Linked DNA regions of Mus musculus: region 1 is linked to region 2. The links are chromatin loops, found by intact Hi-C in ENCODE. Cell type or tissue: heart. All regions are shown on one strand.

Evidence for each region. Hi-C counts contacts between places; a loop is a spot of excess contacts. Peaks named below come from ENCODE experiments on the same cell type or tissue, not always from the same donor. Only the 100,000 strongest peaks of a DNase experiment are listed, where the experiment ranks them.
Region 1: a loop joins it to region 2, with 4 times the contacts of the local background. A loop is called at or near these places in 5 of 42 quality-filtered maps.

Annotation. Positions count from the first base shown.
Region 1 is chr9:13,571,178-13,579,177 of GRCm38, forward strand. All of the region lies in intron 1 of Maml2 (mastermind like transcriptional coactivator 2), which reads left to right. Among named protein-coding and RNA genes, the nearest start is that of Gm51666, 35 kb to the right of the region's middle. In heart, CTCF peaks have their summits at 1,945 (motif pointing left) and 4,032; DNase peaks (open chromatin) are centred at 3,204 and 3,924; H3K27ac peaks cover 1,151 bases.
Region 2 is chr9:13,649,833-13,657,832 of GRCm38, forward strand. The region is part of intron 2 of Maml2 (mastermind like transcriptional coactivator 2); the gene reads left to right. Among named protein-coding and RNA genes, the nearest start is that of Gm51666, 43 kb to the left of the region's middle. In heart, a CTCF peak has its summit at 3,355 (motif pointing left); no DNase peak of the experiment used is centred here; H3K27ac peaks cover 365 bases.

The DNA.
Region 1 (8,000 bases), 79 kb before region 2:
GATGACATAGCAAAGCAGAAAGATGTTTGGACAGGGCCTTGATTGCATTGGTGTGTGATAGTGTGAAGGAGCAAAATATCCTTGTGAAGAAGTTGAGCAAGTGTTAAACAACTTAGTTATTTGCATAAAGGTAATAGTTAAAGCCATGGCCAAGGGACAGATAAAGATTGAGATAAAGACAGGCAAAGCAAAGATGACACAAGGGGAGAAAGCAGCAGAGATGCAGACACACAAGAAGGACACAGAGAACGGATGCACACAAAAACTGCATGGAGGAAAACACTGTCCTTCCGTTTTAAAGATCTCCTGGGGTACCACTGTCAAGACAATATCACAGTGTCATGTGAACTTACTCAAGGAAATCCACTGGAGCCTTCAAGAGGAAGACCCTAAAGGGAAGAAATCTGAGATGCCCTGCTCTGAAAGTTAGGCCTCATATAAGATCTGAACTAAATCTCAGCTTCATATACATGTTCCACAGGCCTGGGCTCTGTGCTTCTAGCCCAGGAAGAGACTCCCATTCATAAAAACAGAGGCGCACTTAAAAGTTGGTTGCAACTTTGTCAGCCTTTATTTTCTACACCACTTCATAAAATAATTTATCATGTCTTGCTGATGCATGTTTGAATATACATAGACAGACAAACAGATGGACAGACAGACAGACAGACAGAATCACATACACAGACATACAGTTTTCCACCTTTTCTGACCTGGTACCCTTGTAATACTTCTCAGACAAGAAGGAGTTTTCTATTTCAAATGCAATCCCTGTACTATTGAGAACAGTATATTAAACAGCAAGAAGTGTTCAAGTGCAGCCTCACACCCTGAAATCACAATAGGACCGTCAGAAGGTATGACATTAGGCATTGGTATCTTGCTGCCCTGCACATCCCGTTAGCAGGCTCCTGTTGGGGTTTCTACATTTACTTCAGAGGATGATTGCCCCAAAATACTCAGAAATTTTCAGAGCTGTATTCCTAACAAAACCAGCCCCAATCCCGTTTTATCTGTAACAACCGCCCCAAGAAAATCATTGATATGAATGAATAGAACAAGTCTTTATGTTTGTGGGAGACAGACAGACCAAGCCTAATAAGACTGAGAGAAAAAAAGTAACAGGAACATGGCTTGTTCTTCATAGTTACATATTTAGGAGCAGGAGAAGAGCGTTCCTTTGACAGTGCCTGGGCCCGACAGAAGGGTGCTGCTCATCACGGCTGTGCCACAGGATGAATATGCAGCAGCCCTGTGAGAGGAGATCTTGCTCTCTGGAATGCTAGAGATAAACACCCAGCCCTTTACTCTTCCTCTGCCTTGTGCTTCGAGCCCTTCCCAGTTCTCTGTGAGTGGCAAGTGAGATGAGGGAGTGCATCAGGCCCTTCTTGTCTAGGTCCTTCAGCAAAAGCAACCTCTCTTGAAGACATAAAATACAAGCACCTCCGAGACACGTTTTACTCCTAGCTGGCAACACCCCCAGAATATGTGCCTGATAGATTTGGCAGTGAGACCAGAGTGCAAAACCCTACTTCAGTCTCTAGGCTCATGTGCTCCTCCTTGCAGACTGTTTACTTAGGAGCAATATTTATAACAAGGATGGTTTGAGCAAAATCCAAGGAGCAGGAGACCAAATCTGAACTAGCTTTTCTCCTCTGATCTGGAAAAGATAATATTTCAACCTCAGTCTTTGCTAATGGAGATGTTGGACTCAAAAGGTCCTTACTTCAACTATAGAAAGCATACCCGGCTATCTGTGATTTTCCTTTTAAAATGAAATGATTAGGGTTGGAGGTGGCTCAGCTGTTAAGAGCACACACTGCCTTCAGATGCTCTGAGGTAGGTTCCTAGCACTCACGTCACGTGACTCACAACCTTCTTTATCTCCATTTCCAGGGTAACTGGTGCCCTCTTTTGGTCTCCAAGGTCACTGCACTCAGACATACCCACACACAGACACACATGTGCACATAATTAAAAATAAATGAACCATTTTTTAAAGAGACTAACAATACAATTTATACAAACCTGACTAAAGGAGTCAATGAATTCATAAATCATTTCCTGAGGCCACTATAAATTTGGGGTAGAGAAGAAAAGAACTGTTAAGTGTAAGAATTGTAAAAATAAATACATAAGGTCATACAGTCGACTTTTATTTCTCCATACTACAGTTCTCTGAGGACTGCTTACATCTTCTGCCATGGAAAATAAATCCATAAATAGACATTCTGAGATTTGAGAGTACCTGGGGATAATGATTTTACAGAACATTTTATAGGACAGAAAGTACTAAAAAAATATGGGTTGGTTTTGTAGTATGAATTCTGTCCTTCCTCTGGTTGTGAATATAAACAGTTATTGCAATAGTCTTTAAGTTTTATATTTACAATGAGGCAAAAACGAGCTGAAATTATATGATACTATAATGAATATGGTACTAAATCTTAAACACATTTTTTCTATGATTTTTTTTTTGAGACAGGGTCTTACTTTGAAGCCCAGGCTGAACTACAACATGCAGATTTCCTACAGACTTCAGTGTGATAGAATTCCTATCATACCTAGCTTTATACAAAGCAGTCTCGAACACTTCCAAACCTTCCCCCTCACAATGAGGTTAAGAGAATGGACTGGAAGTTCATGTGATTCAACAGTATATCATCAAACTGCCCACTCCAGTGGCAATCTTTCTCATCTCCATGAAAGTGTATAGTTTTAAAAACTCTTACACACCATGATTTCATCATGTTAGTCCCATTGATTTACTAAACGACTATGTGTTGTAGGGTTGAAAGTAACAAGAGACAGGTTATGCAGGTAACAGATGGAAGAGTCACAACCAGAGCCTACAAGTCCTGACTCCTAGACAAGTGTTCCTTTCACTGTGCCAGGCAGTTGAAAATTCTCAGCCTTATCAGATGCTTCTCATCGCTTCCCTTGAAAAAAACCACACAAGACAGCATGATGCTATCTGGCCTGTCACTGTCGATATCTCCATATGTGAGGGGGGAGGAGCAAAGAGAGAGAGAGAAATGTTTCTGCAGAGATTTCGATTTTGCAGAGATAGGATACAACTTGCTTCCCATCCAAAGATCTTGAGCAATTAACGAGACTATTGTCCACAAGTTGGTGCAGGGTTTAGCAATGAGATGGTAGCTGTTTGGCTGCTTCCCCTCTCACTCAAGGTCTCGAGGGACAAAACAGGAAACAGGGCCTTGTTCTGGCCAAAGCTGGATTCCTGTCCTGGCCCTGGACAGGCCATGTCTTCTCCAAGCTCCACTGCAGCTTGGTAAGAAGGCTAGTAACTACCACTTCGCCCAATTCTCAGACCTGCTTTAAGAGTTATTCCAGTGAAGGAATAACTGCATTTCTTGAAAATCATTTGTATCAAATGGCTCACGCATATACAGGGCTGTTACTAATGTGGTTAAGAGAGCACCAAGAACGATGGTTTAAAGGACTGCCTTCTGCTGAAAGCCACAAGGGCAGCCTTCGCTCCGAATTGTACTTTGCTTTTCCACACCAATCTCTAGAAGAAGAAGAAAAACGGTGACAGAGCTCCTCTGTTGTATTTGTTTTTCTTGTTTTTCTGAGGTAGGGTCTCATTCTGTAAAACAAGGCTGGCTTCCCCCCCCCCCCGAGGTGCCGGCATTAGAGGTGTGTGCCACCATGCACTTTAGGGGAAAGCATCACATTGCACAGGCTTGAGGAAGAGTGGAATGAACCGAGGCAACAGGCTGCCATAGTTACTTTCTTGTTGCTACAGAAAATACCCTGACAAAAACAACTGGAGGGAGGGAGATGTGGGTTATTTTCAGCTCCAGGGGACACTGTCTACCCTGGCAGGGAGGACAGGGCAGCTGGCAGCAGAGGTGCCAAGGTAGGAGTGAGAGGCTGGTTGGTCACCATGCATCCACACTCAGGAAGCAGAAGTGAATAGGAAGTGGAGCTGAGTTACGAGGCCTTTCCCCTGTGAGCCATTTCCTGCAGAGAAGCCCTGCCTCCTGAAGATTCCACAGCCTTCTCCGACACCACCACCAGCTGGAGAGCAAGTGTTCAAATATCTGAGCCTAGGGGTAAATTTCTCATCCAAAGCACTGCTTGAAACACACATAGTTTCTCTTAAAAATGTTTAGGGAAGAAACCTTCCTCTCCTGAGCCCATCACATGTCTGGGTACTGAGAGCCAGTTTATTATTCTGTGCTTACCGTTCACAGTGAAAATGACTAATATTCATCAGCTGCTAAGTACTGTGTTTCCTCTCCTAAAGTCAGGTACGTGGAAGGGAGCAGAGACTGTTAGTCAGCTTTCCATTGCTATAGCAAATAACTGAGCTGATCCAGTTTTTATTAAATAAGGGGTTTGAGATATTTTGGTCAGAATGGGAACTTTCATTCATATTGCAAGTGTACTGGGTGGTACTGCTAGACTGTGCACCTTGTGGTTGCAGAAGCAAAAGAGATGGGGGAGACGGGGACCACACAGCTCCCTCGGAGGACATCTCAGGGACAAAAAACAAGCATCTCCTACTACGTTCGTTCTATCACCTCCCAATAATTGGGGAGCAGAATTATAACACATGCGCCTTTGAGGACACTCAAGATCAGGTGTGTGTGGCTTTGTGAGGGCCCAAGACTTTTTTCATGCTGGGTAATCTATTACTAAGTTCACTCCCAGGTCCGGAGACTCTCAAGATCTTATCCAACGGATACCTGCAGAATGGTGGAGACATATGGAACCTTAAATCTATGGAGATGACTTGATTAATTCTTGCACAAATCGCTTATTGGAACCCACTGTCTTACTCCTTACTTTCCAGCCCACATCCTGTTCTTTCTCATCCATTGTTCTTGGCTTAGTGGAGGCTCATCCAACACTCACTATGTACGCATTCATGTACAGTGGACACTGATTCTCTCCTTCTCAATAAGTGTCCTACACAATGCTATGAGGTTTTGTCTCTCTGTGTGCAATCATTGGATGTAGTTTGAGACCTCTAGTGATGTTCCTCAGCATCCACCCAACAGCATACGTTCTAAAACTAGCTCCTCCACGAGGTTGTTTAATGGGCTGTAGCACTGAGACTGGCAGCACATATACGTTTTTACTCAGTCCTTCAGTCATGAAATAACTCAGGCCTCAGGAGCCCATCACTTCAGTCACTGTCTTCTTCCTTCACAAGAAGTCCAGAATGCTACTCAGTACAGTTGTGCAGTTAGGTGTTTGAAAAAAAATTGTCAGTACGGTATGGAAAGCTGCCTCCTTCCAACAAGCCTCCTGTTTCCACATCTATAATAAGACAGCAAGGCTCACATAATAACTCACTCAACCCCCAAGAAATGTAATTTAAGAGAAGCATGGTTTTCAGAGGAGCAACAGGGAGCTGGAGATTATGATTAAATGACAGGACAATGACCTCCTTCTAATTTGAAAGTGATCGCTATGCTCATTGTTTGAGTCTAAAAAGTACAAAATGTGTACAAGAAAGTGTGTGTGTGTGTGTGCGCGCGCGCGCGTGCGTGTGAGTGTGCACTCTCACATTCTTGCACTTGCATGTGTATTTGTGCATGGGAAACACCAAGATTGATGTCAGGTGTCTCTCTCAATCACTGTCCCATCCTGCTTTTTGAGACAGGGTCTCCCACTGAACCTGGGGCTGGCCTGTGAGCCCTGGGATCCTCCTGAGCCTGACTCTAGCTCAGAGATTACAGGCACACAGTATCACAGCAGGCTTTCTACATTGGTGCTGAGAATCTGAACTCTTACAGAGCAAGCATCACACCAACTAAGCTACCCCCTCAGCCCTCAAATATTAGAATTTTGAGCAGCAACCTTCCCACTAACTCTCAAGTTTCCCCAGATAAAAAATGAAAAAATTTTGTACCTTTGGAGAAAGCCATATATCGTTATGAATATTCTCAGTCTCTTCAAACTAAAACCCATAATGATATTTGTTAAGAGAGCGATGACCACGGATTGGTATGGGATTCTGTTTCTTGTTGGAGGACTGACCATCAGACTCTTCTCTCCTTGACTGCCCAGGAAGCTTTTCCCAGTTAGGCATATTTAGCTGAACCATATTATCAGGCCACAGGAAGAATTCCATTTGTCAGCAGTTTTAAACTTTGCCAAATAAAGGCTTATTGGCAAATGATGGTGAGCATTCTGCTAATGGCCAGACTTTAGAAAATACACACCCTGCTGAGTCTTATTCAAGACATGGTTCTATTGAAATAAAAGGGGGTGACAATGGCTCCTTTCAAACACTAGAGACCCTTTGCATTCCAATAAAAGTTTAAATTAATGTTTTAAAAGGTTACTGCTATTTTTTCCCACTTAGCTGCCATCATGTATGAGTCCTATTTAGACATGACCCTACATTATTTTACTATTTCTTTCTGCACAAAACTAGTGTTTGATTACATTAGATCATCAGTGTCTGGCTTTCATTAGACAAACCTGAAATACCCTATTATTAAGATTAAACAGAAAAAAATTGTTGTTTTCTTATTCGAAACCTATTATTTTGAGGCTGCACTGACCAAGGGAAGAGAAATCTACACAAAACCTGACCTAGAGATGCTCTGGGGGGAGCATCACAGCTGCCCCTGCAGTGACTGGGTGGCTCTTCCCTAGGACATGGAGAAGAGGCGATGGAGATGAGCCTGCACATCTTTCATGTTTGCAGTTCCTGCTTTGTTCTGAGACAGCTTTGAAAGGGAAAGTGCGCTTCTGCTTTGTAATGCCAGCTACGAACATCCCGAAGCTGGAATGGAGCAGCTTGGAGCTGGAGGCTCTAAAGTCTGGCAGCTCCCGTAGCTCAAGCTTAACCTGTGTCTTCTCACTGGGATTTTCAAACCTATGCTGAAGCAAGTGGTGGACATTGCTCCGGTCACACCAACAAATGGGCAAGCGGGCAGCAGCACATGAAGATGACCTTCATGGACCCAGGCTTCCCTAATGGTCTCATCATACACAGTGGTGAACACTCCAGCCTCTGCAGACTTCACCCGGGGGAACTAGAAATCCTCTAGGGCGTGGGGCTGGAGAGATGGCTCAGACATCAAGAGTACTTGTTGCTCTTATGGAGGACCTGGCTTTGAGCACTAGCACCCACATGGTAGGTCACAGCCATCTGTAGCCCCAGTCCTAAGGAATCTCATGCCTTCTTCTGCCTTCTGCAGGGACCAGGCACATATGTGATATACAGGCATAAATACAGACAAAACAACATTGATACACATAAAATAATTTAACTTATTAATTAAGAAAGAAATTATCTAGGAGAATTTCATATGTGATGGTTTACATTTTCAACTTGATACAACCTAGAATCATTGGGGTGGAGTCTCAACTAGGGATTGTCTACATTGACTTGGTTGTGGGCATGTCTGTGAGAGGTTGTCTTAATTGAGTACCGTTATATGGAAAGGTCCATCTGTATGGGCTGCACCATTCCCAAGGCAGAGGGTCTTGACCCTTATCAAAGTGCAGACATTTGAACTGAGCAGAAGCAAGCAAGCAAGAGAGCAAACATGTATGCATTCATCTCTCCCCTCCTTGACTGTAAATGTGATATGACCAGCTATATTAAGTTCCTGACGCTGTGACTTCTCAGAAATGATTAACTGCTTGTTGTCCAAGCATTTTTATCACAGCAACAGAAATGACACTAAGACAGGCCTTTACCTCTGGATTATCTTATGGGTTTTTTGTAGCTCAGAAGTCATCTCTCCAAGAAACCTACCCCAGCATGCCAAAGAAGAGGCAGGTACCCATCCTGTGTGCTGGAACCCCTTTACTGTGTTTACATACTTGTTAGTCTCCCGTGTAGATCATGAGATATAATATAATATACATAATGCAGTTTCAGATCTTCTCATTGTAGCATTTGCCATGCCTACCACAAGGCATGCTAACACTGTAAGTCTTGAGAAAATGTTTACTAAGTATTTCATCAGGCTAGCTATCTTTGTTCCCCCATCATGTTGGCCAGC
Region 2 (8,000 bases):
AGGGAGATGTCAGGTCAAAGGTCTTGGTTCTGTGCAATGCAGTTTATTAGCATGGGACCAACAGCTCATGTTCCACTGATGCTGAAGCAGGCAGTCGCTGTTGCATTTATTTATTTTTTTAGATATTTTCTTTATTTACATTTCAAATGTTATCCCCTTTTCTGGTTTCCCCTCCGAAAACCTCCTATCTTACCCCCTCCCCCTGCTCACTAACTCACCCACTCCCACTTCCCTGTCCTGGCATTTCCCTACACTGGGACATCGAGCCTTCACAAGACGAAGGACTTCTTCTCTCATTGATGTCCCACAGGCCATCCTCTGCAACATATGGGACTGAAGCCTTGAGTCCATCTTTGTGTGCTCTTTGGTTGGTGGTTGAGTCCCTGAGAGCTCTGGGGTACTGGCTTTTGCATTTAGAAGATAAGGAAGAGGCATGTTTGCTGTGACCATGGATGGGAAGCTGTTCAAAAATACTAGCTAAGAGCAACTGTAAAGCTGGTGTGCTCTGTTCAAGAGTCTTCAGGAGCACTGACAGTCATGCTGCTAGCTTTTCGAGGAGAAAGGACATCTAGTTCTGTTTGCTGCACTGAGATGAGGGCTCGACCCTCCGAGGTCATTGGCCTAAAGGTAGAAACACAGATAGAGGTTTGGATGAATGAGTGAGTGTACAGCAAACTGAATAGACTGGTGGTAGAAAGAGGAATGTATGGTAACAAGGTCATTTTGACTTATGTTGCATTCAGAAGGTATCTAAGGTCCTGAATCAGGATGTCACTCCTAGAGTGTTAGCTTCAAAAAAAATCCTTTAATTCATTTATAGGTGAGGGCTTATAGGTACAGTGCGTGTCTGGCATGTGTGGGCCAGCATCACATAAACAAGGCTTGTTAACCTGCAACCCCAGCACTTGGGAGGTGGAGGCAGGGGGATTAGAAGGTCAAGATAATCCTCAGTGACATAGGAAGTTTAAAGCCTGCCTGGGCTACATGAGACCCTATCTCAAAAGCAAACTCACAAATTTGAGAGGTGGAAAAACAGAAAAATTCAGGACAGTAGAGAGATGCTGAAAGCAGAGTAATTATGGGCATGTATCTGAATTGGGCATGCAAAATATAAAATAAAATAAGGATCACAGTCTAGCATCATCCCACCACCTGGGTTATCTCTGCCAATCTTACACCAGTGAGATTCATTTCTCTCACATGTAAACTGAAGGGTAACTTTAGTTGGTTCTGTAATGTCCCTCCCAGTCCCAACAGACTACGGGTGTCTAATAGAATGATCCCATTTCTCTGCTGTATCTGGTACACAATGGCATGCTGAAGATGTAGATGCACACACCAAATGGCATACTTCATCTCCAGCACACTTGCTAGGGCAGGGCAGGGCTCTCTGAGAGCACTGCAGGGGAAGTGGCTTGTCCATGGTATCCAGTCCTTTTATGGAATGGGAAGCTTTGTGCCTCCCACGTGTAGGTCTCAGCAGATTGTGAATGGATGGTAGCCTACACATATGCAAATGAGAACTGGAAAATAATTAAATCTGAGGGGAGAATAAAGTAGACTTGTGAATAAACAAAGGAAATGTGTGTCTCCAGAAGCCAAGAGGTCAAAGATACATTCTACAGGTTCTGTACACACTCAGCCTTAAGTTCAAATGTTCTAAGTCCACACTTCTGAGGAAATATATTGTGTGTTTGACTGTGACTGAGGCAGGAGATGTCAGGCAACTCAAAATTCCAGTCTTAGAAATATCCTTGGAGCTGGGCGGTGGTGGTGCATGCCTTTAATCCCAGCATTCGGGAGGCAGAGGCAGGTGGATTTCTGAGTTTGAGGCCAGCCTGGTCTACAAAGTGAGTTCCAGGACAGCCAGGGCTATACAGAGAAACCCTATCTCGAAAAACAAAAACAAACAAACAAACAACAAAAAAAGAAATATCCTTGGACCCTGCTGCGTGTAAAAAAGGAAGTGGTCAAAGTGCACATGATTCTCAAGCGTTAACATTATTAACGTTTAAGACAAAATGTATTTCCTTTCTGGGGCTTTGACTTCCAAACCAGAGCTTCTATTGTATTCTTAGAAAACAACCATCCAAATGAGAGGCTCAAAGGATTCCGAGATAGTTTCATGTGCAGTGCCTTCCCCACGGTTCCATTTTGATGGGCCAGCACTGGTCCCCACTTCTCCAAGCCTCTACCACCCAGTCTTCAGACTCTCACTTATGTGTGAATGTGAGGAGGGAGCTTCATCATAACCATGTGGAAAACACAGCAATCATTTGCTCCCACCCTCTTATGTGACCAGAATGGAAACTTTATGTCCAGGGTGAGAAAGTGATTCATAGAAAGTCACACAGCAAGCCGCACATTCTCTCCATTTCTAAGCCCTCTCTCTCCTCAAAGGCACACTGATCTCTGACAATACAAAACACGGGTACCAGAGTGTTAAACAAAGAAGCTCTAATGCGGTTCCTTTTTCCCTTTTTCAAATGAGCCGGTTTCACCTTTTCACTTTGAGGCCTTTGTCTTGTCAGCATCTTTCAGGGAGATGACTTACGGCACAAAGATGCGACTTTGCATTGTCTTAGCAGAAGCAATCCTTTCAGTGTAAGCCTGCATTTCCTTTGGAGGTTGACTCCAATTCACAGAATACAGCCTGAGAATTGATGTTTACTAAGTTGGCTGTTTAAATCATGTTCAGCGCTTGGTTGCACAGGCTGTTCCTTTGTCTCTGTCTCTGCTGCACTCGCCTTCCTCTTTGTGCTTGACACAAAAGGATGGGGCCCCTGGCTCATCTGGATAGGGATCAGTGTGTTCATGTGTAAGCTTTTCAAAGCTATGGAGCAAAGGTGTCGTGAAACATTAGAAGTCATTCAATCACATTCCGTATCCGTCTCCTCACATCCGTGAGAAGGCATCTGTCATGGGGCTGTGTCCTTGCTTCTTGGAGGAGCTGGCTCCGATTTGAAAATGTTATACTGTGCTGCCTTTGCCTGTCTCTCTTTGGTGGGAGGTTTGAGATTAGCACACACACCCACCACTCTGACACTAAGATTGCTCTCTTATCTCACTTAGTAAAATAACTGAAACTGATAGTTGTCCGTTTGGGAGATTCATCAGGATTTATTCTAATTCTATTTCCCTTACAAATTACTGAGGTCTACAGGTATGGACAGAGAATAGCTCTCACCATGCAGTAGCTGTATTTTCTACCCTCAGTGTTCCAGAAGCCCTTTCTTGGTAGTGAGTGGAGAAGTCGATGAAGAGAGAGGCTTCTATGTGTCTATTCCCTGCTTGCCATACTATGGAAATGGAATTTTTGAGTTTTGGAGCAGATGCCATCTGCTGGATATTCAAGATACTACAACACAAATTTATAGGGCCAGAAAACACAATGAACAGCCTGATAGCTAAATTAAGTAAACTCTACTTCCATGGCCCCAGGTAGATTGGAAACTCTCTAACCGTAAAGTGTCAATATTTGAACTTTATTTTTCGGATTAGAATCAATCTTGTCTTTGCTATCTGTGCTCAGTGTTAGATCCCAGAATTTGTCATTTAGTTTGAAGGCATGGGAACACAGGTAAAATTCCTGCTCCTGTTTCAAGAAGGAATAAATCCACAAAGATGCACTCAAAGGCTTCTAAAATTAAAGCTAGGGGCAATGTAAAAAAATAGAGAGAGCGAATGTGGGGAGGGGGAATGGGCTTCTGTGGGCATAAAGGGCAAACATAAAAGTGAAACAATGTGTAAAACATCAATACAGGCTAAGCAGAGGTTCCTTCCTCTGAGACTTGAACTCCATTTTCTCCACACTGCTCCTGTTAGGGAACTATATGATAAAGCCTTTGTAGATCTGTCTTAGAATTTTCTATTATAGTCATATTGGCTGGAATACCTGTTAAGCCTGGCCCCGCCTTGGGTTTCCTTAGCTGGTTGAATAAATCATTTCACGTTTTGGAGACTCAATCTTCCCACTTGTTAGACATGAAGATAAATGTTACTGTCTGAATGTAAACTGCTAAAAATGTAATTTAAAAAAAGAAAACAGAGCCAGGAAAAAATGTTTAACTGGTAAGGACCCGAGCTAGAACCCACAGGAAAAGCTAGGCATGGTGGCATACTCTTAGGATGCCAGGGCTACAGAGGCAGAGACAGATGGATCTCTAGTCAGCCAGGTTCACCAGATCAGGAAACTCCAGGTTCACAGAGCAAAACAGTCACACTCAGGAACACACACACACACACACACACACACGTGAATTTTAAATATCAGACACTAATTATTTGTCTTTCCTGGGCAGCATCCCTCTAACATATACCTGAGTTGAGTTACAGCTTAGAATTAGATTTGAGCAGGATGGTATTTCTCCATGTTCAGAAGAATGGCCTGAAAAAAATGAAGTGAGGAACTATGGCCTGCATCTGGCTACAAAGGCTCATGGGGTGGGTGAATCTGTCACAGGGAAATGTTGGGAGACCTACGTGTTGCTACTATAGTTCCTTTTTAAAAGGGACCTTATGATAGGATATAAAATTGTAAAATCAACACCATACATTTCTTCTGTGAGGAGACCTTAAAAGCAGGGCACCAAGCTCTGTCTCTGCTTCCACTTTAAAAACACACATGTATGCCCAAAAGGAGGCAAGGAGTTAACAAAATGCAGACAGATGCAGAAGGGAAGGGAAGATGCCCACAAGCACACTGATGGCCTATCCACGTGACTTACGCTGTGTCACTGCTAATGAAGATGCTCCCTTTACTTCCATTCTGGTTATAAACGGAGGCACATTACATAACTGCCCCTGTGATGTAATAGGAGCCTAGGTACACAGAAAAACTTCTAGCTCATCCTCTGCCATGTTGGCCCTGCCTCCATCCCTCTAGCACCCTCTATTTCCAGACACACACACACACACACACACACACACACTGCCCAGCCCCAAAGGACATACTGCTGCTGATTATTTATAATAACTCTCTCTGCTCTTGGCAGAACATACAACAGCTGGTGGTCTATTCTTTGCCACAGAGACCAACCTGCCTCTGCCCTGGAAGATGGCAAGAGTCAAGCAGAGCGATTTATAATTGTGTCCCAGCACCTCAATTTTGTATTATGTTTATTTATATCGTTTCTTTTTCTGAGATAATCAGCATTCCTCTTTGGGAGGATTCTCATTGGAGAAGCCTCTAGTATAGCCATCCGTGGTTTTCTTCATTGAGTAAGACATCTTAGAACTCCAAGCTAGAGGAAGTGGTGACCAATTCTTTTATGAGAGTTTTAGAATCAACGTTCTACGTTTTATTGAAAGGGTGAATATGTTGTGTCAGTTAAATGATAAATGACTTTGAGTATCTCATGGAATACATCTTGTCTTCATGGGTTTTCTGTGCTCACAACAGCACAGGACCTGCGTGACTAGGGTTCATCAGCTGGCCAGAATAGACAGTTATGTGGAGTTCTACTTTGCTCTGTCAGGAACCACCTTGTATTAGGTTAAGCTTCAAGTTCCATCCTAGGGAAAGCAGAGAAGAAAGCCATCTCATAAGACCTTTTAGCAAAGAGAGTCAAGTAGGCTCTGGAGCTACAGAGAGACCCAAGCAGCCATGGAAGTCAGTATGGTCAGCACCGCGGGTCTTGTAAGTGTTGGAAGACACTTAGAACATGGAAAATGCATCTAAGACCACACAGCCAGACAAGATTCTCACTATCAAAGTGATGTCATGCAAAGCAGCCTTCAGTTAGGCTGGCCACAGGTCAGAGCCATGGTCAGGAAAACTGGGAAAAGGCAGAGTGGGATGGTTGTACCTGAGGTTTTAGAGTATGGCAAACAGGAGACCCATTCCTGACCAGCTTGTTTATTTCTGTATGAGCATAGCTTGTTAAGTATAAATAATGGGGAATTTCAATTTCATGTGTAGAAAGAAATTCTTAACATCTGACACTGTCCATGTAGTGTGTACTTCTTGGTGGCGGGGGGGGGGGGTGGTATTCTAAGGCATGGAAAGTTTCCTAGTGTGTGCTGCCAAGTCTGTTGTGAGTATACCGATGACCCCAATCCTGGGCCTAGGTGATGCCTCTGGGACCTTTCTCTCGGCAGTCACTGAGAAGATGCTTCTGAGAGACACATAAAAACTGCACTGAATAATGAAGGGACTGAGAAGTCTTTCTGAGAGTTGGAGGTGGCTTGCTGCTGCTGTTGTTTTGTGGTACAGAGCATGATGGATACCTTGTCAGCTGGACACCTAGGAGGTGTGCCTCTGGACACATCTGTGAGAAATGCTTATATTAAGTTAGCCTTTGAGAGTAGCCCAGTGGAGTTGTCTTGACTATATTGGTTGACGCAAGAGACCCATCCTAATTGTGAGTGGAACCATTGGCTGGGCAGGAAATTCTGGGTTGTAGAAGAGTGAAGAAAGAGAGGAGACCACTAACGTGCATACATTGATCCTTGTTCTCTACTCCCGAGGTGTATGTAATGTGATAAGGTGCTTGAATTTCCTGGTGCTTTAACTTTTTCCACAGTGATGGTCTATGATGGAAACTACTAGTTATACTAGTTATACTAGTTATACTAGTTATACTAGTTAAACAACCCTTGTTCCACTGAACTGCTTTTGTCCAAGTACTTTATCTCAGCAACAGGAAGGAAATGTAAGACACTGATCCTAGGGATTCAGTTGATCCACTCTAGACTGAGCCACATCCCCACGTGTGTGTGTGTGTGTGTGTGTGTGTGTGTGTGTGTGTGTGTGTGTGTGTACATGCGCCTGCTTAAAATCAATATGTCAAGAAAGAAAACCATTACACCCTGTTCTTGCAATGTGTTTAGGACACAGTAAGCTTATGTAAGTAAGATTGTTGTCAGTTCACATACATTGCGTGAATATAAAATACCAATAAGCTCACATCAGCTTGGTGAGCTAGACACCTCAGGGTTAGAAAAGGATGCTGGTGAACTTAGGAAGAGAGTAGCTATAATTTCCTCTTGGGGGTGAGGCACAGGACTGATACCCAGTTAAACCTCGGTAAACCTTGTCCCTTTCCTACCCTTTGGTGGCTCCCTGGTTTCCCTGATGCTCCCACTTGACTGAGTCTTAAAACATTATAATGTGGACCATAAGAAAGAGTTGACATGAGAGCATTCGCAGAAACATCCCTCAGCGTGAGCCTATGCTAAAGGCATAGCACATTAAAAAGCAGGTTTCGATAACTGTCTGGGTATGAAGAGACCACTGAAAAGGCCACTGTGAGGCAGTTTCCCTGTACCTCAACTCAGAGGCTGTAATAGATGCATACAGACATCAAGACTTCACAGAATTTTTGGCAATGATTAAATTAGATGATGTATATACGCTTAATACAGTAAGTATCCTGCAGTTAATAAATATTATCTGCTATAAGTAGTAACACTCTGTGTTATTACTGTCTGTTTCTGTTCCTTTCAAAGGACTGTATGAGAAAAGAGGCCTTGATTGGTTCTATCTAGTATCCTATGGCTTTGGCATATCGTATGCTCTAATTAGTTGTTGGACAGATGGGTGGGTGTAAGGATATTCGGATACATGGATGAATGAATGGATAGATGGATTCATAGATAGATTGGTGGATGGATATCTGGGTAAACGGGTAAATGTATGGATTCTTGGGTACAAGGATGAATGAGTGGATGAGTTTAACTTAATGGATAAAGCACTACAGAAATCTCAATATGTAAGGTCCTTCCCAAATTACTGCCTCACATGCAACATGATGGTAATCAAGACGCTGCATCCATCTGCAGTGTCCAGCAAGGGAGTTCATTGGGCTCAAGTAAATGTTTATATTCACAAGACTGTTGCACCCATTTTTGACACCAGCCTTTTTAGAAGGACAAGCATAGAAACTGTAGAGTCTAGGACAGAAACATCAGATGCTCGCCTATAGTTAAAACTCTGAAAGTTCTTAGGCCAGAGAATAAAGCCCATATGGGGCAAGGAAAGGACCTGGCTTTTAAGAAAG